Linked DNA regions of Mus musculus: regions 2 and 3 are each linked to region 1. The links are chromatin loops, found by intact Hi-C in ENCODE. Cell type or tissue: left cerebral cortex. All regions are shown on one strand. Each heading gives the region's core, and the rest is flanking DNA. Links, peaks and the distances in the headings are about the cores only.

Region 1 (7,680 bases), core at 2,340-4,839:
AACACTTTAGTTTAAATAGAGGATTGAAACAGGGGACAGGAGGTATACACGGTTCTTCAGTCTTGGTCTTAGTGTGGTCCTGCCCATTATTGCCTCCATTCTGGTCTACAAGGTAGTTGACATGCCAACAAGCTGTTACCATGTTAGTCTCTAGTATTCCCCTTGTGCCTGCAAGGTAAATATTGGGCAGAGTGAAGTTTCTCTCTGATAGGTAAATGCTCTCATCTTGGTGGTACACAGAGTCTACTGTATCTGGAGTTCTAGGTAACTTCAGTTAGTAGAATACGTTATTTCCGGGTACGAATTTGGCCTCCCAGGGAGATGAGTTAGACATTCCTTGAGTGATCTAACATGCCTGTCAAGGGTCAGAATCTGACTCACAGATTTGTAGGAAAAGTGGCTTCCGGATGCCTGCACCCCCCAGAAACTGGCCAGCAGAGACTTCTGTCACACACAAGAGGTGTTTCCTAGGACTGTGAGTCCTGCTTCATGAAGACATCTAGCCAAGGTTCTCCAGGGAGTCACCGCTCCTCAAAGTCAATCCTAGCTTTGCCCCTCACAGAACTGGGTTTGGGTTCTAGAAACAAGAGAGAATGGAGGTAAGGGCCATGTAATAAGTTGGCAAATAATGTTGTTCCTTTGGTGGCCTTGATGGTGTCTCTTGGCTTTATCCCCCATCCCAACACCTCTGATGTGATGGTTAAAGCATTAATCACTAATAAGAGTAAGTAATAAGAAACACCTAGGACATTAGTGACACACATATTTGGTTGTGCCCATCAGTGCTTTTCTAAAGAGGAGCAGAGACCTGTCCTGAACAATGGCAGCCTTACCTGCTGGGCTAGGGTACTAAGCCAAATAAAAAGGAAGGTGGGGTGGACTTCCCCCTTCTCAGCTTCCTGACCCTCAGAGATGTTTGCAGGCAGTATCTCTTGCCCACTGCCATAAAGCTGTGTGGTGCTGTGACTACCCCTTCACACTGTGAGCTGCCACCAGTCTTTCTTCCCTTAATGTGTATCTCAGCACATATCTAACCACAACAATGAGAACAGACTATACTTGACTTCATACAGTCTTTCTAACAGATGACCTTGAAAGCTCAGATACTGCAAGCTTCAGAAAGACATGGCAGGGGAGCAGAGCTCGAGATAATCTTTCTGAGTGAAAGAGATGAGTCTGAAAAAGAGACAGGCGACAGGATTCTGTCTACAAACCATGCTAGAAAATTTAAAGTTAAGGAGAGGGTTCAAAGGGCAGCAGGAAGGATGGGAAGTACCCAGGTGGAGCACTGAGGAGCACAGAGACTCTCTTCTGTGGGGATACATGGCATCACACACATGCTAAAACTCATTCGATATGTAACACCAAGAGCCAGCCCTATTGGTGACAATGGGCTTTAGCTACAGCAATGCCCCCATGTCGGCCATCATCCACAACAAAGACTTTGCAAATGCAGAATGTCAGCCCAAGGAAAATGAAGAGGGTGCGTGTGGAAAGACACTACACACCACCCAACATTTCTCTACTGTAAAACTGCTCTTAGAAAAACCCAAGTCATGCCAGGCCTGGTGGTGTGGCACTGGCCTGTGACCCCAGTGAGTTGGAAGACTGAGGCAGAAGGATTGCAAGTTATTTGGGCCACAGAGCAAATTCATAGCCAGCTTGGGCAATTTAATGAGTACATAAACAGTAGTAAGACTGGGATGCGGCTCAGTGTTAGAGCTTTGGCCTAGCATGCAAGTTGAAACTCCAGTAGTCAAAGTACTACAGCAACAGAAATCCAATCAAGTCTCGGAGAAGAGGCTAAGAGGCCAGCAGCTCGCCTCTGTATCTCTGCTCCCTTCCCGGAGGCTCTTGTCTGCCTTTCCACAGTCAATTATGTCATCCAATGAAACCTTCCTCGCTACCCAGGCCCCGAGTTCTCCTTGACCCATGCCCTCCCTCCTTGGTCATACTCTTTCCTGGTTTGAGGCTTCATCTGTGAGTGAACTTCCTTAGTTCACTGTTTCATTTGATCTAGTGATAAACCCAGGTCACAGCTCAGCAAGACTAACTATGTAGGCTTCTTCCCAGGCATACAGGGCTCTTCACAATGTGACCCAGTGCCCTCGCTCACTGACTGCTGGGGCCTGCCCTTTCCTGGAGTGCATAACCAGGCTCACTCACCCCAGTGGCTCTCAGAGAAGGCCCCGACGACTTCCTGTGCTACACTCTGGCACTCAGCATGGCATAGTCAGTCCTGGTGACAGACAGTGGCAGCTTGGCAGCTTCTTACAGAACACCGAACAGGTAACAGAGAGCCTGGGACAGAAGTAAGGCTGTATCCCCAGCCCTACGACATGCCTCTTCCAGTCAGCCATGCTTCCTGACTGGAAAGGTTCCACAGCCTCTCCAAAGAGCACCACCAGCTGGAAACCAAGAGTTCAAACACATAGGCCACAGGCTTGTGAAGGCATTCTGTGTACTCACCTGGTAGTCATCTCAGGGTGTCAGCTTGAGCCCCGTCCCCACCCCCAGTACCTGGATGAAAAGAGAAGACAGAATCTCCAGTCATTGCCATTCAGCGTCTGAGCCTATAGGGTGGCCACAACAACCCTATCCAGAAGGGCCACTTGTGTACTACTGCTGGGGACTTCAAAAGTCACGATAAACACCTCTAAAGGTTAGCATGATTTCCACCCTTCCTGCCTCAACACTAGAGTCTCCACAACTGGAGCCTTCACCCTTTATTATCCTCATCTCCCCTTCTAAGGTGGTCATGAGGCTCCTCTGTACCTGTACAATAGCCACGTCCTGTTCTAAGGTGGGTTTGAATACTCAACTTAAGCACTTGCTTTAGGTCTGGGGAGATAGGTCATGGCTCAGTCAATAAAGTTTCTGCCACATGAGCATGAAGATCCTGCACTCACATAAGAAAAGGTAGCTACAGTGATGTGCACCTGGGATCCCAGTGAGGAGGTGGGCATAGGAGCGCCCCTGGGGCTTGATGGCCAGCCAGCCAAGCTGAGCTCCAGGATCAGTGAGAGAATGTCTAAAAAATAAGGTGAACAATGAAGAAAGACACCTGAGATATTGACTTCTGATCTCCAAAGGCTCTGTTGTGCACATACCGCCCCCCCCCATTCCTATCCCCCTGCCCGTCCCCATCCTTCCTTTCTGGTGATCCATTGATAGGACTTTTCAAAACAATACTAACATTTATGTGTAGCCTTTATTTAAAAAGGCTTTATTCTACAAATCATAAACTCTGAGAATAAGGAATTAATCATGCGTTGGAAAAGTCAGGATGGACTCGGGGTGGGTGGAGTCCAAGCCCAAATCTTAAAGCTGTGAACTCTATGACAAGGCCTTGACAGGTGTGACAAGGTCTAAGACTTATTATTAGAGCGGCAGCAATTGCAGGACTCTGATTTATACAGGCTGCACCCACCAGTGCCTTTGAAAATGGAGGGTGGTGCCCTGGGCCTAGGGTGCAAGCTAGGAAAGGCTGGGGAAAAAAAAAAAGCAAAGGCAAACATTTTTTCCTGAGGCCTCCAGGGGGCGCTCTCTTGTAGACAGTTGGCTCCTAGGAACTGCGACCTCTGCAAAGGGGATGGCGTTGGCAGTAAAATAACAAATTTGTGATGGTTCAAGCCCTTCCATCTCTAGTTCTCCAAACTGTGCCACGAAGAGACCAATACCTGTGTCTATTTGCGAGAATTCGTTGGTATACACTCCCAGTCTCTGGGTCTGGTTTTTTTGGTCCATGCCCAACACCACTGGCTGTTCAAGGGTTTTTAGTGGGGCTCTGTGAATACAGCGGGGTGTTCAGGGCATCTTGGACCCATAGTGAGCAGAAGTCAGGCTTGTGGCGACCCTCAGAAGTATCTTTAGCTTCTGCTCCATGTTTCCCAGAGGTACCTACTGCCATGTAAATGCTGTAGTCCAGAACAAAACATTAATAACTCTGAATTAATAAACAGTTCTTTCTGTGTTACTTAACTGTGGAACACATGCCCAGAGAAGCACCCAGAAACACTGTCTCCCTATAGGAGGTGAGAGTGGGTGCTTTTCTTAAGGGAGGACTGGTTTCAGGAGTGGGCTCCCTGGCTGCCTCAGGGCTGCGGGTGATGGAGGGTGAAGTCTCCCCCCACCCCGCCTCCCCCTCGCCCCTCCAGCCAGGGTCCCTTCCTCCCATATTAAATGGAAACATGTGTCAGAGGCAGAACGCACATAGGGGCTGCTGAAACCCGAGCCCTTTGAGTAAGGCTCAGCAAGGCAGGTCTGGGGGTGAGAGCTCTTGTGAGCCTTTGAAAGTTCCCAGGCAGAGGCTGCAGAAAGGGTTCAGGGTGGTTGATTAGCTGGAAGGAAAACAGAGGTGAGGAGAGACAGCTTTGGTAAACAATGCATCTCCCCCTGGCCCCCTTACCCTCAAATCCTGGACTAATTTTCAGGAAACCTACCTCCCTAATTACCTAATTGTTGCTAAGTGACATTTGGAGAGCTCAAAGAAGCCAGGCCAGGGGTGCAGGGGGCCCCCACCCCCAAGGGAGGCCCCAGGGCGGTGGGAGGAAAAACTATAGCTCAGCTCAGGCGCCAGCTCCTGGCCCTGCAAAGCTTTCCCACTCGATGGGGGTCAGCTGGGTCTCTCGGGAATTCAGAGGGGAGCAGATGCCAAGCGCTGGAAACCAGGAGATGAGAAAACTGCAGGCTGGGAGCGATTGCCTTGGAAACCGGGACTGGAAGGTTCTGGAACATTCGAATCCTTTCAGCGCAGCATCTCTAGATGGCACTAGAGCGCTTTCACAAGCTGCCTGCTGCAGACACTTTAATGGAAAAGGCTAGATTCTTTATTTTTTACTGCGCAACAAACTGCCCTTTTTTTTTTTTTCAATGTTCTGGGCTTGTTTTTCACAGTGATGAAAAAAAATAAAAGACCGGATGAGGCCTATTACCTTGCCTGAGTGGAGATCACAGTTCTCTCTCTGCTTAGACATGGGGGGAAGAGGGGGGCGCTCTGTTTACCCTTCCGAGACAGAAAAAGCCCCCAGAAAAACAAAAAACCCAGATTTTTTTTATCTGCCTCTCCAGCCATGAGCCCTGCTTTACAAATGAAGTGCTGTAGCCCCCTTACATGGGATTCATGGATGAAGAACTCCAAGTTGGGGTTGGGGGGCAGGTGTCACACCACAGCATCTAGCCACCGAGGCCATTTTGTTCTCCTTCCAGGCTGATAATAAACCAGTACAACAGGCCAGCTGTTGGGAAGGCTTCCTGCAGGATAGTCAACAGACAATGTTCACATCAGAGAGGCTCTCTCCTGACAGAAGCCCAGTGTGACCTTGGTAGTCTTTGACTCTGCATTTGAGCAACAGGCTGAGGTACTGCGGAGGTGCCCTCCTGAGTTCTGGGGTTTCTCCTGTGCATCTTGAAGGTGACCCTTGACATGGCAGCAACAGATGAGGCAGCATCTGGAGTCAGTCTGCCAAGTCTCATCGGGAGAGGAACAAAGAAGAAACTGGCTCCATCAGAACGTCTAGGAGCTGACGATGTTGGGTTATTAAATGTTAAATAAATATATATATATATGGAAATTCAGATGTTGATCTTTTGTGCCCCACAAAGGTGACGTTTGTCAGGCTAAAAGCCTTTCATGAGTTTGCCACAAATTCCCTTGACATCAATGCCAAAGGGGGGGGGGTGTTGTCCCCTGGCCGTGGATTTTAAATGTTTGCTCAAACCATTTGCTTCAGAGAACCAAGAAAATCCAGCCTGAACTGGTTAGCTGCACGGAAAGACTTTCTTCCTCTGAGGGTCTGAGTCGGCCACTCCAGGGCTGCCTCTGGTCCTGTAGATAGCCCATGGTTGCTAAGATGAGCACACTCCAGACAGGACCCAGCAGCCCTCTGTGTCAGAGTTCAACCGGGCCTGTTTCTCTTCAGATGTGTTTCTGAGCACGTCACCATACCTCTCCCCAGTCTGTAAAATGGGCTGATGATGTTCACTGTTGCCTCAAAGACCCTTAACCTCTCTCTGCTAAGGGTGACAATTAAAAATGTCTCTGTCACCGTAGCCTGCCTGACTTACCGGAAAGTGACTCCTGGAGTACTGTGAAGGGTCCGAGTACTGGGAAGTGTTTCTGAGGAGCTAGCTTTAATGAGATGCCCTTAGGGTATGTGGGAGGGGGGGGGTAGCTCAGCTGGTAGTGTGCACTCCAAAGAGCAGGGGAATTAAACTGGATTCCCAGTGATGGTGGAATAGCCAGACACAGTGATAAATTCTTGTAATTCCAGTGCTGGGTGGTGGAGACAGGAGGATTGCTGGGGCTCACTGATGAGCTAGCCTAGGCTCACTGATGAGCTAGCCTAGGGTGAGGGTTAGGGTCAGTCCCAGTACCCGAGGGGCAGAAATCAGCAGACTGTTGTGAGTTTGATGCTACTTTGGTCCATGTTGCAAGTTTCAGATCAGCTAGGGCTACACGGTCAGGCTGTCTGGTTGTGTGTTTGTCTGCCTTCCTGCTTTTCTCTTTCTCTCTCTCTCTCTCTTTTTTTTAATCTTTTTCTCTCGCACACAGAAAACACATACAACAACAAACAACCCCCAAACCCCTACAACAACAACTAAAGCAAACAAAACAAAAAGACAGAGTCGTTGAGGAAGACACTGGACTCTACATGCATGCAAGGTCAAACCTCACACAGACACATTTAAAAAAAAAAAAAAAAAAACCAAACCAAACCAAACCAAACCAGGTGGACAGAAAGGAAAAGAAGCCCTGGGGTTGAGAGTTAAGGGGACCCAGGCCTGAGTAGAGAGGTCTTGGAGTCTGGGCTAACTGTTCCCCAGCTCCACTCTGTGAGGCCCCTGCCTTGCCTTTGTAGGATTCTGGAGGCAACCAGTCCAACTGCTCCCTGGGCCCCGTGTCTGCTCAGCGCTCAGCATACCTGATGGTGGTAGATGATGAAGGCTGATCTCTGTCTTCCAAGATCTTGTCACAGACTTGAGGCTTCATGCAACCTAACGGGGCTGTGGGTATGGTGTGTGCAGCTGCCCTGTGCTGGTTCCCAGGGAGGAAGGAGTGCTCCTCATCACACGTTGCTACTCCTCTGGGATTGCTCCTTTGCATGGGAGGGAGACGCTGTAACCTCCTTAGGACCCAGATCCCAGCCCAGACACATGGTGGCCACTTCCACAGACTCTGCCATTCTTGGTACCAGGTAATTTCTTCTTGGGACAGTAATTAGGTAGGAACAGAACCCTCCCCAAACAGAAACCACGGAGTGAAATTTCCCACAGGCCTTTACTCAGGCAAGGCTCGGGTGGTGAGCCTGGGAGGACCACAACCAGAATGTAGACATAGCAGCTGGACACAGGCATACCAAGCCCAGGACAGGAGAAGGGGGGTGAGCATCGGGGAGGACAGGGAAGAGAAGACTATCCAGAGCCCATTCTGCTTAGGAGGCCATGTCTCGTGCTTGATTGATCCAACTGTGGGTCAACACTGCCTCTGGCCCATTTCCGAGGGATAGCCATATTCACCCCCATTTCATGATACGGTTGTTTGGGGTTGAGGCCAGATGAAGTCACAATTTGTGACACATGTCTTCATGGGAAACTAGGAGGATCCAGCCATGCTGAATCAGTTCCCAGAAACAGAAGGCGCGAGTGGGGAGGGTTAAGCCCCAGCAGCTGGTACAGCTT
Region 2 (7,680 bases), core at 1,714-4,213, 370 kb after region 1:
TTTGTCATGTTACTCTTCAAAAATCTAGAGAGATTGTCATCTAATTTGCTCATGTCTTATATTATTAGTTCTGTGGTTGAACCATCCTTGAATTCCAAGAATTTTGTTTTCTCTGAAACACCGGATGCTTTGGATGGTTCTGTCCTCTGTATTCCTGGCTTCCGCCACTCCTGCCAGGGCCTCCCCTCACCTGTACTCTGTCTGTCATGTCTTCCTGGAAAGCATTCCTGACCATTCCATGGAGAGTCCTTTACCTGGAGCTTAGCAGTTCCCTGATGAGTTTCTGAATCCGTTCCCTCCCTTACCAAGCTGTGAAGGCACCCTTCATCTTGAACCAAATTTAAGAATTTTAATTTGGTATAGAGAGACACATTTTTTTTTTTTGAGAATTACCAATAAGGTAGCCTACTTACACATACGTCCTATAACTTCCGTCTCCAGTCTAACTCCTCCTTTTGGTATGTTGGGGTTTTCTACAGATTTGTCGGAACTTGATCTGTGTTGAAGCTTCAGGAAACTCACCTGCAGTTCCCTTAGCTTAGCTTTTTGCTTCCTAGTCACAGCCTTAGGTTTTGCTCCTAAGTGTTCTTTTCTTCTCTATGGTGTTTACTGAGCGACAAATGAACCTTCTCTTTTTCATTTTAAAGACAGAAACATTACCTGCTTTCATTGGCTTTGTCTGGAAAGCTTGGCTTTGATACACTTTGATGTGAATTTCTGTTATTATTTTCTAAATGGTTCTTGGTTTCCCCGTTGTCCCAGTTGGGTTTTAGAAGACTTCTGGTATGATTTGGTTTGGTCTGGTTTGTTTGCTTGTTTTTGTCTTTTGAGACAGGGTTTCTCTGTGTAACAACCCTGGCTGTCCTGGAACCCTCTCTGTAGATCAGGCTGGACTTGAACTCATAGAGATCCACCTGCCTCCGCTTCCAGAGTGCTGGGATTAAAGACATGAGCCACCATGCACATGCACAGAAGAAGACTATTTTAAGACATCATCATAACTTGTAATTTTGTTGGATGTGCCCTCATCTTTTAAAGATTTATTGATTTTATTTTGTATTTATGTGTATGTGTGTATGTGTGTGTGTGTGTGTGTGCCTGTGCAAGTTTATGTGTACTGTGTGTGTGTAAGAGCCTACAAAGACCAGAGGAGGACATAGAATGTTCTGGAACTGGAGTTACAGATGATTGTGAGCCAGCATGTGGGTGCTTGGAACTGAACCTGGTTCCTCTACAACAGCAGCCTGTGCTCTTAACCACTGAGCCACCTCTCCAGTCCCTGCCTAAGGCTTTTAATATAAAGGTTTAGTCAGATATAAATCAGCAAACGATAAGATGGGTAAACCTTTTTTAAAAAATTCTAAAGAAAATATGTTCTGTTCCATTCATAGGCTTCAAACTCTTGTCTGGGGTAGCATTTTAACACGTCTCTCCAGCCGAAGGTTGTCAGTTTCTAATGAAAGTTCTGGAATCCTTTTCCTTGGGGGAGCTTTTGGGTAGGTTTTTTTTTTCTTTATGTTTTTGTGTGTCCGTGCTTGTAGAACCGTTGATTTCTTCCACTCTGTGTGATTTCTCTTGACTTACTGCCACCTTTGCTTTTTGGCATTATCACAGCTGTATATCTATTGTATTTTCTAATTTTAGGTTACATTTTAAAAAAAATATGTTCTCATGAGCTGTATACTGCTGAAATGTTTTTTAAAAGATTAGGCTGAACACTTTTGCTTTCTGATGGGTGTTCCAACAATGGTATTTTATTTGGCGTTCACAGTCTTCTCTCTCTCTCTCTCTCTCTCTCACATAAAGCTTTTTTGACTCAATTCAAGTCACCCAAGTGGCCATTTTCATAGCTTATATTTTTCTGTCTTACAACAGCTTGGAAGTATTTTTAAGGAACTGAAGGAAAGAGATTTCCTGCTACCCACTCTATAGCCATGTCACGAGAGCTGCGTGAGCTAATGAGCCAGAGGGACCTCTCAGCTTCCACACTTCACCCTGACAAACATAGCAACTGTTCTGCCTTGTTGGAGCTTGCTTCCCTTCTATGCCTGATAGTCTTTCTTCTGAAGTGCATATTCTTCTCATGCGGTTGAGCCGAGAGATTATTTGATCCTTCTGTTACGATATTGTTGCCTATATCAAATATTAAATATGCCATTCGAATGCCTTTCTGTACTCAAAATGCTACCAACCCACCTCATTTTATGATCTCCTCTGTTCCTCTACGCAACTCCTTAAAATTTAATAAATGTGGCATTTCATTAATTATACTTCATGAAGAAATTTGAAAAGGAGAAAGTTTCGACAGCTAAGCCCTTCTCTTTAATGAACGCCTCGTGCAATGTCCTTTATGTAAAGGTCACCATTAGTCTTGATTAACAGGCATGGGAAGTGTTGAAAGTTCATGTCAATTTCCTTCTAGTACTTTCTCAACGTCATGATAGAGAATTTGTCCCGAGTAAAAGATGATAGCATAACAACATAAGTTGTTCTCTTCACAATATCAGCTCCTCGAAAACACCACACTTTTAACAATAACATTAATAGCAACCCTCAATTAACTCTTATTAAGACAGCTCTATCCCTGACAGTGCACACAACATTGAGAGTTGATAACAGTAGTGAGTCCTGAGTGGGGACATGGATAGAAACCAAGACAAAGGACCTAACACTCATGAACAAGTGCTACTCTTGGTTAACGTTGGCTTTCCCAGCATCAGGGCACCCCCTACTGACTAAAGTCCAAATGAAACTGCTTGAACACCATCTCATGAATGCCCTGAAACATCACCAACTGGCTTCCCTGTGAAGGACCTCTGCCCACTGTTGACTGGGTCCTCAAGGGCTGTGTGGTGACACTTCAACCCTGTCACATGGCACTCAACACCATTCAACATCTGAAAGAACGGTTTCCCATGTTTCCCACCAAACATTCAGTCTACACCAATGAAAGGAATGAATCAAAGATGGTCAATAGAGTCCTCACCCTCTTAACCCTTCTGAGGGAGTGAGAGAGACCCTGCCACAAAATCATCCAAACTTGTTTTCTGATATTGTGAACCCTGTGTCACCTGGACAGAGTTCCCAACTATCCCCAACTTCTTTCAGCAACCTTCATATACCTTCCCGACCCCTGGGCTCTTCTTTCTCTCTAAAACCCCACAAAATACTCTTCTCCTTTGTGAGCCAACTAATGAATAGTGTTTTGAACTCCAGAGAGTGGTTGGGCTTGTTGTTTGTTTGTTTGTTTCAATTTTACCTTACTACAAATAATTCTCTGGCCTGCATGTCTTTGTTCAAATTCTGAATATTCAGTTCCAAAATTTCCCATCGATAGGAATCACCAGGACCAACAGGAACTTTTGAGACTTTTCTCAGCTCTTCACCCTCCAGAGAGATTATATCAGTCCATCCGTACTTTGAGTAAAAGTATACAGAAGTCTCCATTTCAACACACAGGCACCAGCTCTGAACAGGGTGTGCTTTGATTCGGTAAGTTCAGAAGCCCCAACCTGGTAATCTCTCTTAATTTGCATCTAATGGCTCCCCCTGAGTGGCACGCCGCTTCTCAGCATCTGTCTCTTCGGTCACAATGGTCTACTTCTTACTCGTAATTTTTCTTTTCCAAAAAACTTTAGTAGTCCTTAGTGGCTGCTGTCAATTTAAAAATAAAACAAGGCAAAATTAATTCTCTTTTGTTTGTTCATTTTTGGAAAAAAAAAAATGTTCCTCTGTGTGTACCTTTGGCTGTCATGGAACTCACTCTGTAGACTAGGCTGCCCAGAATTCCACCTACTTCTGCCTCCCGAGCACCTGGGTTATTCTTGCTTTTTCATACTTTCCCATGTTTCTCAATATATATTTGTCCTAAATATTCACTTGGGTCTTTACAGGCCTTTTGGCTTCTAGTGTTTTCTCTCTGTTTGATCTGGGTTGATTTTGTCACATCGCCTGGGGTGATCCAATGTGCCCCCTCCCCCAGGCTCTTCGCTGCCTATCCCAGCATTCCATTCACTGCCCCCCTCCTCTCCCTTTGGACCCAAAAAGCTGATGTAAACCACCTTTTTACGCCGGGCCACACGGGCCACATGGGCCACACGGGCCAGGCTGGGTTGAAAGCTGTTCGTTTCTCTCTGCCCATCATTATAATCCAGTATCACTGTGTTTTCAAAGCTGAGACAACTATTCCACGGTGCTCCATCCGTTGGGGCAGGACCTTCTCTTCGCCTTTTCAGAGCCGTTCTGGAGATCCTCTTCCATGTGGCCTTCTGAATCAGGGTCAGAATTGCTCTACCAGGTTCCTAGCACGTCCTATGGAGATTCAGTTAGGGATGATTGACAAGATGGAAATGTTCTCTTTCCGCCCAGTGGCCTGGTATACCTTCTTGTAGTCAAGTATCTTGGTACAGTCTTTTGAAAATGTTTCTGGGGCTGGAGAGATGGCTCCGTGGTTCAAGAGTACTTGCTGTTCTTGCAAAAGACCAGAGTTCTGTTCCCAGCACCCTCATTGGGAGGAACAGGGTGACAGACAGAAAGAAGAGGAGAGAGAGAGAGAGAGAGAGAGAGAGAGAGAGAGAGAGAGAGAGAGAGAGAGAGAGAGGAATAATAAATCTTTTAAAAATGAATTGCTTCTGATGTCTTTGATTTAGATCCCGAATGCCTCTTGCTAAGATTTTTTTTCCCAGAAAAATCCACACTTTGAACAGAATTTTGTATCTGATGTTTATGAGGGATCATTGCTGGTAAGAACTGAATGTGTCAAGTTTGAGGTTTTTCAATTAATTTTTAATAAAACATAAAAGATGGTGATTTGGATTTTTTTATTTAAGACAGAGTCTCACTCTGTAAATAAGGCTTGCCTCAAACTCACAGAAACCCACCTGCCTCTGCCTCCCAAGTACCAGGATTGAAAGCATGCGCCACCATGCCTGGCCATAAAAGGTATTTTATTAAGTTTTCAAAGAAAACCTGGTTACCCAAGTAATTTTAGTGGACACACAAATAATGGTATAGGCTGGTTAGTTGTGGTTAAAATGCAGACACTTGAATGCAGTCCCAGTGAAGGAACCAAGTAGCTGGTGTCAGTAACAGACATTCCGTGAGGCCCCGCCTTATTACAATCTACATTTAATATTGCTCTAGTAGTTTTGTGTTGTTGCAGCAACAAGGCACCTAGCAAAGGCAGCTTAAGGAAAAGAGACTTTATTTCACCTCACGTTCCAGTGATGGAGTCTGTCACGTCAGGGAAGGCATGGCGGCAGGAGTTGGGGTCACATCCCATCCACAGACAGGAAGCAAAGGAGCATGATGGTTGGCCCTCAACTTACTTTCTCCTTATTTATCCTCATGGGATCACAGCCCAGGAAATGGTTCTGACCACCTTTAGACACAGTCTCTCCACACCAGTTAACATAATCCAGGGGATATGACCTCTCAAGGACACGCCCAGACATTTGTTCCCATGCTGATTCTAAATTCCATCAGGTTGGTGATCAACATGAACTATCACGGATGTCATTTGAAGACAAGAAAACACGCTGCTTCCTGAATTCCCCCCTGGGAAACAAGAAACAATAAAGGAAAATGACTAAGTGTTGACTGTGGTCTTCGTCCTTCTCCATATTCCAAAGACCCTCAACACACGGGTACTAATGGCTGTTTTCCTTTAAGGTATCATTATGGAATTGTGGAGGTAGATCATTCACGAAAGTGCTTGCTTTACAAGCATGAGGTCATGAGTTCAATCCCAGAACCCACATAAAACGCCAGGGACAATAGCACATACCTATAGTTCTAACACTAACGAAGCAGGGACAGAAGCATCCTGGGGATTCCTGGCCAGTCAGCTTGATTTAGTCCGCAAGCTCCAATCCAATAAGAGACCCCGTCTCAAAGGAAGTGAGTGACACTTTTCAGAAAGACACCTAAGGTTGTCATCTGACTTTCCCACATGTGCACACGTATGAATGTACACATGCACCATCTTCATCATTGTCATCATCATTGTTATCAACATCATCAACACCATCATTGTAGTCATCATTACCTTTATCATTGTCATCACCATCATCATTGTCATCATCATCTTTATCACCATTATCATTATTGTCATTATCATCATCATTGTTATTATTGTCATTGTCATTATCATCGTTATCATTGTTGTCATCATTGCATCATTATTGTCAGCAGCAGCATCAGTGTCATATCATCATTGTCTATTGTAGTCATTATCATCACTATCACCATCATCATTAACATCATCATCATTGCCATCATCATTGTCATCATAGTAATCATTGTCATCACCATTATCACCATTATCATCATTATTGTCATCACCATTGTTGTCATCATCTTCATCATCATTATCATCATCATCATCGTTTTCATTACCATGGTCTGTTGGGAGCCCTCAGCTAGGATGTGCCGTGGCTTTTCCTCATTGTTAATGCAACAATACATTAAATGTAATAATCCATGAAAGGGGCTTTTCCAGTTGGATTTGTGTTTCATTTTGAGATCCAGCTCTTTGGAGCATGTTTTATTCTGTTATTCTCCCCAGCAGAAACAATAAAATTGTTTGTCAAATATTTCCTTGATGAAAAATGGAAGGGGAAGGAGCTGGGTATATATGCTGGTGCAACTGAGCATTGAACAAACCTTCAGCAGTATGGCCACGCCCCAGAGCTGGCTGGATACCCTCCAATTGATCATCTGGACACTTCCAATCAAGACACAAGTGGCTTACCCAGGACATATGGATCAGCATTTTTTTTTCTCTTGGACCTGAACACAACAGCAGTTCTCTGAACTAGAGGCCATTTAGGAGTAGGCACAAGCCTCCCCCAGAACCTGTTCCGTGCACCTCTGGACCCCTGCAGCTCAAAGCTCTGGTCTCCTTAGACACCCTCTTGGACCCAAGGGAGCTGGTGAGGCTGCTGGTCAGATCTGCATACCTGCTGGTCCTCTGCCTGTAACTGTGTGTCCTCTCTGGTTTGGGGACCTTCATGGAATGCTTTATGAGTTCCAAGTTTTGTTAAATAGTTAAGTTCGTTACCTGTTTACACAGCTGAGCCCCGTTGCCAAGTGAGACCTGGTATACTCAAATGCTATGGCTCAGCTGACTTCATGTTGAGTCCTCATTTAATCAAAACTGGCTTGCTGAGCAGAGGTTGAATGCCTGGAACTGTGCTAGGAACTTGTAAGGATACAGGTGCAAACGACAGAGATCACCTTTGCACATGGTGCAGCCTGGTGTTTTCCCTCTACATACTAGCTCACACCAGGTCTGAGAAGACCCTAAGAATCCTGTAGACCTCTGGATCTCTCCAACCAAGTTCGGTTTGCTTCGTTGTCTGGATGCTATTGATTGATATCTTATTTTTAAAAGTCCTCTTGGTACATTCCTGGAGTGGTGGTGGAGCAGCTAAATGGACAAGTGACAACAGAGTGACAGGTGGGTTTACAGCTGGGAGGAATGTGGTCTTGGTTCTGTTTGCCTCAGGTTTGGTTTGCTTTGAGAGGAAGTATGGGGACAGAGGACACACAATTGATGTGGTGGTTGAAATAAGAATGGGCCCCATAGGCTCATATATTTGAATGCTTAGTCTCCAGGGAGTGGAACTATTTGAAAGGATTAGGATTAGAAGGTATGGCCTTGTTGGAGGAAGTCTGTCA
Region 3 (7,680 bases), core at 1,714-4,213, 390 kb after region 1:
GGATCCCCTTGTCCATGATGCTTTGCAGAGCTCAAGCTCCAGCTATGGCCACCCTGGGAGGAACAGAGATGAAGGTTCTAGCCCTCTAATCGGTCTTTCCCAGGTCTGGCTCCATCCCGAGGCTAGTATGATCCTATTTATATCATATTACCATCCTCACTGTGAGTCAGGAAATCACAAGAGCTCAGGAGTTCTGCAACAGAAACCAGGGACAAGTACCAAATACATATATTATTACGGTAGTGGCTTCTTATTCTCTGGGATGTGATTCAAGGCCCACGGTGGATTCCTAGAACCATAGATAAGAAGTGTACACAGCACAGCCCCCCTGGATGGTTTACATCAGTGGGTGTTGTACACAGCACAGACACTCTGCAGGGTGTGTCCAGAACGACAGGGGAGACTGAGCTGCAACAAGACTTCATCACACCACTCGGAATAGTATACAACATTAATCTCATGAATTATTGACTTCTACAGTTTTTCATTTAATATCTACAGTAGACCATGGATGGTTGAAGAATTATGGAAAACAAACCTACAGATAAAGGTGGATTATTGTATACCACACTGATCCAAAAAATTTAAGTAACTTTAAGATAAATTTAAATTTTATCAGATGAAATAATGATGCAAAGTATGACAAGTGGAGGGCGATTGAGCGAAGCTTCGAAATCAACGGATCAGAGGCCCAGTCAGAGTCAGAGCCAGAAGCAGGGCTTGTCATTGAGGCCCATTCACACCAGCTCCTCCTCACAGTCCATGGTCTCCCCGACATAGAGCCTTCTCTTTGGGTATCTTGTGGTTTTCTCTTGACTTGTCGTTTGTCCCCCACCAGTTGTGAAGTTCCTGGCAGGCGGGAGTCACAGGTGCCATCCCTGGGGCAGACTCAGGAGATCCAGTCACCGTATTCCAAATCAAGTCAATGTCCTAATGACTTCTCTCTCAATAAAAGGAACCATTACTAACATGACTCTTAAGGGTCTAAACACCTTGTTTTGCATCCTCAGTGAGCCTCTTAGTGTGTCCCTAGGAGGCAGTGATAGAAGGAAGACCTTGTTTTCCAAACCCCAAAGAGTTATTAGCATTTTTTAGTACAGGGAGACACAGAAAAGACCATCGGACCCCAGACATCCACCCACCTAACGATCCATCCCCATCACTCCAGATGAAGGAAGCAAAATCAGTAGACTGGTACAGTCATGTTTTGGAGAGCAATGGAAAAGAAGTAAGTTTTCTGGTATGACTTTGACAAAGAAAAAATCTTGAACTGGGGGCAAAGAAAGAAAAGAGAAAAGAGGAAGAGGAGGAGGAGGAGGAGGAGGAGGCAGAGGAGGCTGGCCAGCTAGCTGGTGAACAGCTTCATGAAGCTCTAGGGCAGCAGGGACTGACTGTTCTGTAGTGACTGCACTAGAGCCAGTAATACACAGCACTAACTTCACATCTTAACAAAGGCTGGGGCCCTCTCAGCAGCCCTTAAAACATTATCTCCCCAAGAAATCACTCAAAGTACTGAATATATATATATATAATCCCCCAGGTAAAACAAATTACACTTAGCAGCTACCAACCATATTATTTCCTTCCTGTCTAATATAATTTTTCTATCTTTTAAAATATAAACTGCTTTGGCTATTTTAAAAAAAAAAATGATCCACCCTCCTAAATTAACCTGGCTTTATTTGTTTTTAACAATTGAACAAACTAGGGACAAAGGGTAATTCTAAGTAGCTCTTTAAGTACCGAGATGCAAAGATTTTCCTCCAACTGTCATTTCAAAAGGCAAATTGTTCTGTCGGGAGGCACAGGATGCGGGGAACAGGGTGCGCAGAGGTGGGAAGCTACACCTGAAACCCAAGCCAAGCAGTTCGTCCATCTTACCCGGCACATCTCTGAATAGAACCACATGCCATCCGCTCCTGCCCCCTCACTTCTTAGTCATTCTCTCACGAATGTCATCTGTAATTATTAGGTACAGGGAGGAAATCACTGAACAAGCCTAGCAAGAGCCTCACCCTCACGTGCCTACAGACTAGAAGTCAAGCAGATAAACTAAATGGCCTAATTAATTCATTCCTCAAATAACTATTTCATTTTCAATAACCTTTAAACCCCTGCTATCCAGAGGTGCTGAGTGCCATGATGGAGACAGGCCAGGGCTGGCTTTCTGGGGGATGACTTACAATGGGAGCTAACAGATAAACAAGATGACTCCAGAGTGGTAATTGCTGAGGAATATGTAACAGGAAGTTGTGGAGGCACAGGAGGGCGTGGGCATCACTGAGAAATGGTGATGGAGATGACCTATGACCGTAGAGCAATTGGTCCAGCCCTGTCTGGGTGGCCTGTTCCACCAAGGGTAACCAACCCTGGGCTGGCAAGGGCACGGGTGCTGATTGAAACCACCCCTGTCCCGCCACCCCACTGCTTAGATTGAAGAGGTGGGACTAACTCTCTAAGACCACACCACAAAACCGTACTCTGGCAAACGCCGCCAGGCTCAGCCACATCCAATGAGAACTTTAGACACATATCAGCAACCCGCCAAACCAGCCAAAAAGTCCCGCCGCCAAGGCCCGCGCATGCGTAGTGCGGCGCCGGCCGGCCGCCTCACTTTTCGGCTCTGCGCCGGCGCACTGAGCCTTCACGAAGGAGGGACTTGATTGCGCCGAGCATGGGGGGCGGGGCTTGGTTGCTCTGAGCCAAGAAGACTGGGCAGGACTGCGCCGCGGGGCGGAGCCAAACCCGGCTTGGCTAGGCCGCGGGATGGCACTTCCGGGCGTCCTAGCGCCTGGCTCGACGGCGCCTGCGCGCTGCGAGGCCGGCCGGCCGGGACGGGGCGGGGCCGGCGAACTTCTGTGCCTCACTGTCCCCGGACACTGAGGGACACCGGGCAGGCAGCTGGCACCATGAAGATCTGGACTTCGGAGCACGTCTTTGAGTGAGTGTGGGTGCGGCGCCCGCCTCCGGCGCCCTCGGGGAACTTCCTGGCGTCGGGTGTAGCGAGACAAGCGGAGCTCGGGACTCGGGGGGATCGCCAAGGTCACGACCCCGACCCGAGCTAGGGCTCCCTGTCCCCAGGCCTGGGAATTCCTCCCACACCGTCGCCACTGACGGAAGACAAGAGCGGGCCGTCGAGCCTGATCCGGAAGTGACTCCAGGGGTCACAGAGCACGAGGCCCGAGGGCTTCACAGGGTTTTGGGGTGTCCTGAGCGCCGACGTATCCAGGGTATCCTGGAGTTTCCTGACTGATACCTGACAGACTCACCGGGACCTGACTGAACCCCGACGGCTTGTGGTGGCTGGAGTGCCCTGACTGATACCTGACAGACTCACGGTGTCGTGGCTGAACCCCAGTGATGGCATGATGGCCTGAGTGACCTGGGTTGTTCTGACTGAAATCCCCCATGTTATAGCGCCCCTCACCCCCACGGACATCTAGAAAGCTGGCCACCCACGTGGAGTGTCTTCCTGTTGGTCTCAGCTCATGCTACCATGATGCCAAACATTGATGACAGTCAATCTGGAGAGCAGATCTCTTGATTTCTTGATCAAGATCTCTTGATCTAGAGACCAGGGCCTGCTCTTGCAGATAATTTGTCACCTCTGTTTCCTATTCCTCTCAGCCATGACAGCTGACTGATAGCCAGTGTCTGCTATCACATCCAGTCACAGCTTTATGGTTCTCTGAACTTATAGTGGGAAACAGGATCAGAGTCAGTGGGGTGTTGGGAATTATACCACCCAGGTTCATGGTGCCACACACAAGAACAACAGAGCTTTCTACCTAAATAACTGGTTTACGCCTTGTTCCAGCCCTCCTTTCTGACTGATTTATTGTGCTCTATTCTACAATGTCATCTTGTCATAGTTATTGTTGACTTACATCCGAAACCACTTCCAGATGATCTGAGCTCCTTCACTCACTTGGCCAATGTTGCCACACTGTTTTAATAGTATAGCTTTATGGTGCCTTTTAATCTACAAATGCCAATCCTGATTACTGAGGGTAATTGTAAAAGAAGTTTTACATAGTAGATCATATCTGAGTACCTGCTGTGTCCCAGAAAGGACAAACTACTAGAACTAGAAGGGACTCTCAACGTTTGTACCACTTCTGGGACTGAGGGGCTGTGGTCCTTAGGATGCTGTCTGTTTCAGAACAAGGGGTTCTGGACCCCAGTCCTCTTCTACATCTGAATGCTTTGCTTCAGAGCTGTTGGCCCAAAGTGTCATCCTTAGAACTTAGAACTTGTTCCTCCCTTACGGTTCTCTACATCTATACTCTTTCCTCGGCTTGCCTCCCCCCTCACCCCCCCTACCCCAACCCTTGGATCCATCCCTTCCCTTTCCTAACGGCATGTGTTCAATGAAAGTCGGTCGTTGGTGATCCTAGTCTATTTTTGCCACAGACCTCTGGAGTAGATGAAAGCTGAAGGACCTGTCTTCTAGAAGATAGATACACAACTGCTCCCTGGGAGGAGCCCAGCAGTGCCTTGTATCCAGACCGGTTGGGCCACCCAAAGTCCCAGCCTACATGCACTTTGGCACCAGGATCTGTATGTCAGCCAGGATGGTGCTGCATGCCTGTAACCCTAACAGTTTGGGAGCCTGAGACAGGAGAATTCCCATGAATATCAGGCTAGCCTGAACATCCGGGTACACAGTGTGTGCTGGGCAGCCAGGACAGCATAGCAAGGCCACATCTCAAAACAGTAACAGAGACAGAAGCGCACTGAACTTCCCACTTCGCCTCCTGAATTGCAGTCTTGATGTCTTGCTTCCTTTTTCAGGGTTCCATCTTGAGAACATTGCTCTCTCAAGCAGGACTCTAGGTCATTCCTCATCCAACCTAGCTTGGATTTTTTTGGGCACTGTCTTCTTGAGAAGCCCTGATTAACCAGTCACTACCAAAGCTGCTTGGTATGTTTTTAGTCTCACTCCACCGATTTCCATACTGTCTGTGTCCTTGCTTTCTGAAGATGGATTTCAAACTCTACATATTGTATAAGTGAGCCTTAATTTGTTTTTAATCTCAAGCCCTATTCCACAGTCAACAAAGGTCTGTAAGTAGAAGCTTCATAAATCTAAACAGTCCCCAAATGGCAGTGATATAGGCCAAGGCCTCTTCTTGTCACTATGGCAACTATCTAAAATGAAAATCAGAGGAGGCCCTTCTTGGTCCCTCATCCAATCAGGAAGCATGGTTAGCTACCGACCATGCACTTATCTCCTCCCCCATTCTGAAAATTAATAAACATCCTGGGGCCACCGTGCCTTATTGTGGTTTTTCCATATCTCTTCTCTTCAGGCCAATAGGGAAACATCACTGTTGACCTAGCTCAAGCTTCACCAAGGGCAGATACATGATAGCTCGTGTCCCCGCAGTTAGGTTTATCTGCATTAACATAGCATCACTATGTGAAGAAGACCCTGGCCACAGCTGACTGGCCTGTCCAATCTCACTCCTGTAATGGGAACACTGGTAACTGACAGAAGTGGAAGCAGTTATCTTGGACAGGGCAGTGCCTAGGACAAACTGTACAATCAGTTGATGGGGGGGGGGGGGGGTCTCAAAACTTACTGCACACCTGAGCACCAATCATGTGTCGTGCCTCCGAAGTCCCCGAAAAATCCAAGCTGGGTTGGATGAAGAATCACAGTTTGCTCCCGGAGGCAGGTGATCATGCTAAAGGAGGTCATCAGGGCCTCCACCTTTCCTATTGCGCGGCCTTTGCAGAGCAGAAGCCAGACATGGAAAAAACAGCGGGGAATGACCAAGGGAGCTCATGTTATTTACCATATTGATAAGGAAGATGCTAATTGTGAATTGGTGGTGGGACCTTCCTAGTTCTTATCACGGGTCCTGAACTTCTTATAGCTATACAATTGTGGTCAGATGCAGGAATGAATGGTAGGCTGGCATTTTCCCACTTGTTTCTATGAACATCATTTCTTTAATGCATGTTCATGGGCTGTTTTTTCTTCCCTCCTGTGGAAGTGGATAGTGGTAAAGATTGAGAAAGGACTATCATGATGGCTAGCCTCTGTAAAGTGCTTTGCTTCAGAGATATCAGATGTGTCAAACAGTCTGTGTTCTGGAAAACACTGAAGTCTGTTCACATTTAAAATCGTCATCACTCAGCATCTTCAAAAGTTACTTCCCCACAAAAACCTATTGCCATCATGAGGCCTGACTCGCTGTGGTAGAAGAATGGTTTACCTCATCCGCAGTTTTACACATTCAGTTTCTGGTTTGTCTGCAGCCATCCATGGGAAACAGTCACTACGGCTGCAATGCAGAAATATCCAAACCCCATGAACCCGAGTGTGGTTGGCGTCGACGTGCTGGACAGACATGTCGATCCCTCTGGAAAGTTGCACAGCCACAGACTGCTCAGCACAGAGTGGGGCCTGCCTTCCATTGTGAAGTCTGTAAGTGTGCTAGCGTGTTCTACCATGCTTCCATTCGAATGCTAGGTGTGGTTTTTGCATGGGTTGGAATTGCATTCTAAAAAAGGATTTCGGAGCGTGAGATGAATCGGAAGTACTGTTCATTCATGGCTGCAGGAAGCTGGCCCTGGAGCAGGAGTCACATCTTACCCTGCTTTTGCCGCAGCCTGAGGCCTGTGATGAGATTCACAATGGTGGGGTCCTGGCTATTGGGTGACAGTGGGCTCTTGTCGGTTGTTTCCATTAAATGACAAGAATTCTGTTTGCAGTGCTTTTTTCACATTTAGGCCATGGTGTCTACGTTTAGAAGTAGTTCTGTTTCTATGACAAATGACCAAGCTTTAGTTAGCTGATAGAGACAGTGAGAAATTAGAGTGCCAGTCAGTGATGATACAACTGATGTGTGCTTAAATCCAGGTTTCTGCATTGTCTCTTTAGAGAAGGTTGCTCAATTCAGGATAGGGAGGAGGGTGAGCCTCTGGGACACTCCCAGGGAGGAGCACTGGCTACGGATATACTCCCCCTTCAGCTGTGATTCCTGCTTTTACGTAGATAATGGGGACATGGGGCTTCTCTCTGTGCTGGTTGAGACTCTGACTGGTCTAGTCAGTGTTCTGGACTCTATTAGACACTGTACTTCCCCAGTTCTTATGACTTCTAGACGTCCTTTTCCCTGCCCCACTATCCCACCTCTACAAATACAGTGTCACATCATGACAAGTATAGCGTCACATCATCGGTGAGCTGGCTACTAGTTGCCTCTGGGGAAGGTTCTTCAGTAGGGCATATGACCATCTTGGGATCCTCTGTGTGAGAGTCCCTGTTGCCTCCAGTAAGTTTTGGTTCAGTATAATTAACACAGCTGTACCTTCAGATGAAAGATTGACACGCTTGGCTGGCAACTGATTGCTAACTGTAGTGTTGCTCGTAGCTTATTGGTGCAGCAAGAACGAAAACGTACGTGCAGGAGCATTCTGTAGTTGACCCGGTAACGAGGACAATGGAGCTCAAGTCCACCAACGTGAGTCCTGCCTTCTTCGTTTTTACTCCTAACCTTTCTTTCCATAGAGTAAAATGTGTGGGGCTAGATGAGCTGTCATAGGCAGCACCTGCCTGGGCAGAGTGGCTGTGCCTACAGTTGCAGCTGCTTTAAAGGCTCAGGCAGGAGGATCACAGATGCAGACACCATAGTACAGATAGCATTCAAGGTTGGTTGGGGTAGCATG

Evidence for each region. Peaks named below come from ENCODE experiments on the same cell type or tissue, not always from the same donor. Only the 100,000 strongest peaks of a DNase experiment are listed, where the experiment ranks them.
Region 2: a loop joins it to region 1, with 5 times the contacts of the local background. A loop is called at or near these places in 13 of 42 quality-filtered maps.
Region 3: it touches region 1 in a loop (2.5-fold over the local background); 15 of 42 quality-filtered maps call a loop at or near these places.

The regions. Positions count from the first base shown.
Region 1 is chr2:174,855,685-174,863,364 of GRCm38, reverse strand. Gm14616 (predicted gene 14616) reads right to left here and starts at 7,461. Exons shown (of 4, transcript NR_166457.1): 1 at 6,924-7,461; 2 at 2,470-2,520. RefSeq lists an enhancer at 2,785-6,816. In left cerebral cortex, for the core only: CTCF peaks have their summits at 3,536 (motif pointing right) and 4,762; DNase peaks (open chromatin) are centred at 3,583, 3,814 and 4,733; H3K27ac peaks cover 685 bases.
Region 2 is chr2:174,488,118-174,495,797 of GRCm38, reverse strand. No RefSeq gene overlaps it. Among named protein-coding and RNA genes, the nearest start is that of Gm52540, 14 kb to the right of the region's middle. In left cerebral cortex, for the core only: a CTCF peak has its summit at 2,735 (motif pointing left); a DNase peak (open chromatin) is centred at 2,724.
Region 3 is chr2:174,468,093-174,475,772 of GRCm38, reverse strand. It overlaps Prelid3b (PRELI domain containing 3B), which reads left to right and starts at 2,832. Exons shown (of 6, transcript NM_025531.2): 1 at 2,832-2,941; 2 at 6,268-6,436; 3 at 7,386-7,475. The coding sequence starts at 2,910. It overlaps Gm38546 (a long non-coding RNA gene), which reads right to left and starts at 2,762. Exons shown (of 2, transcript XR_867090.2): 1 at 2,184-2,762; 2 at 1,664-1,959. In left cerebral cortex, for the core only: a CTCF peak has its summit at 2,742; DNase peaks (open chromatin) are centred at 2,688 and 3,218; H3K4me3 peaks cover 1,328 bases; H3K27ac peaks cover 452 bases.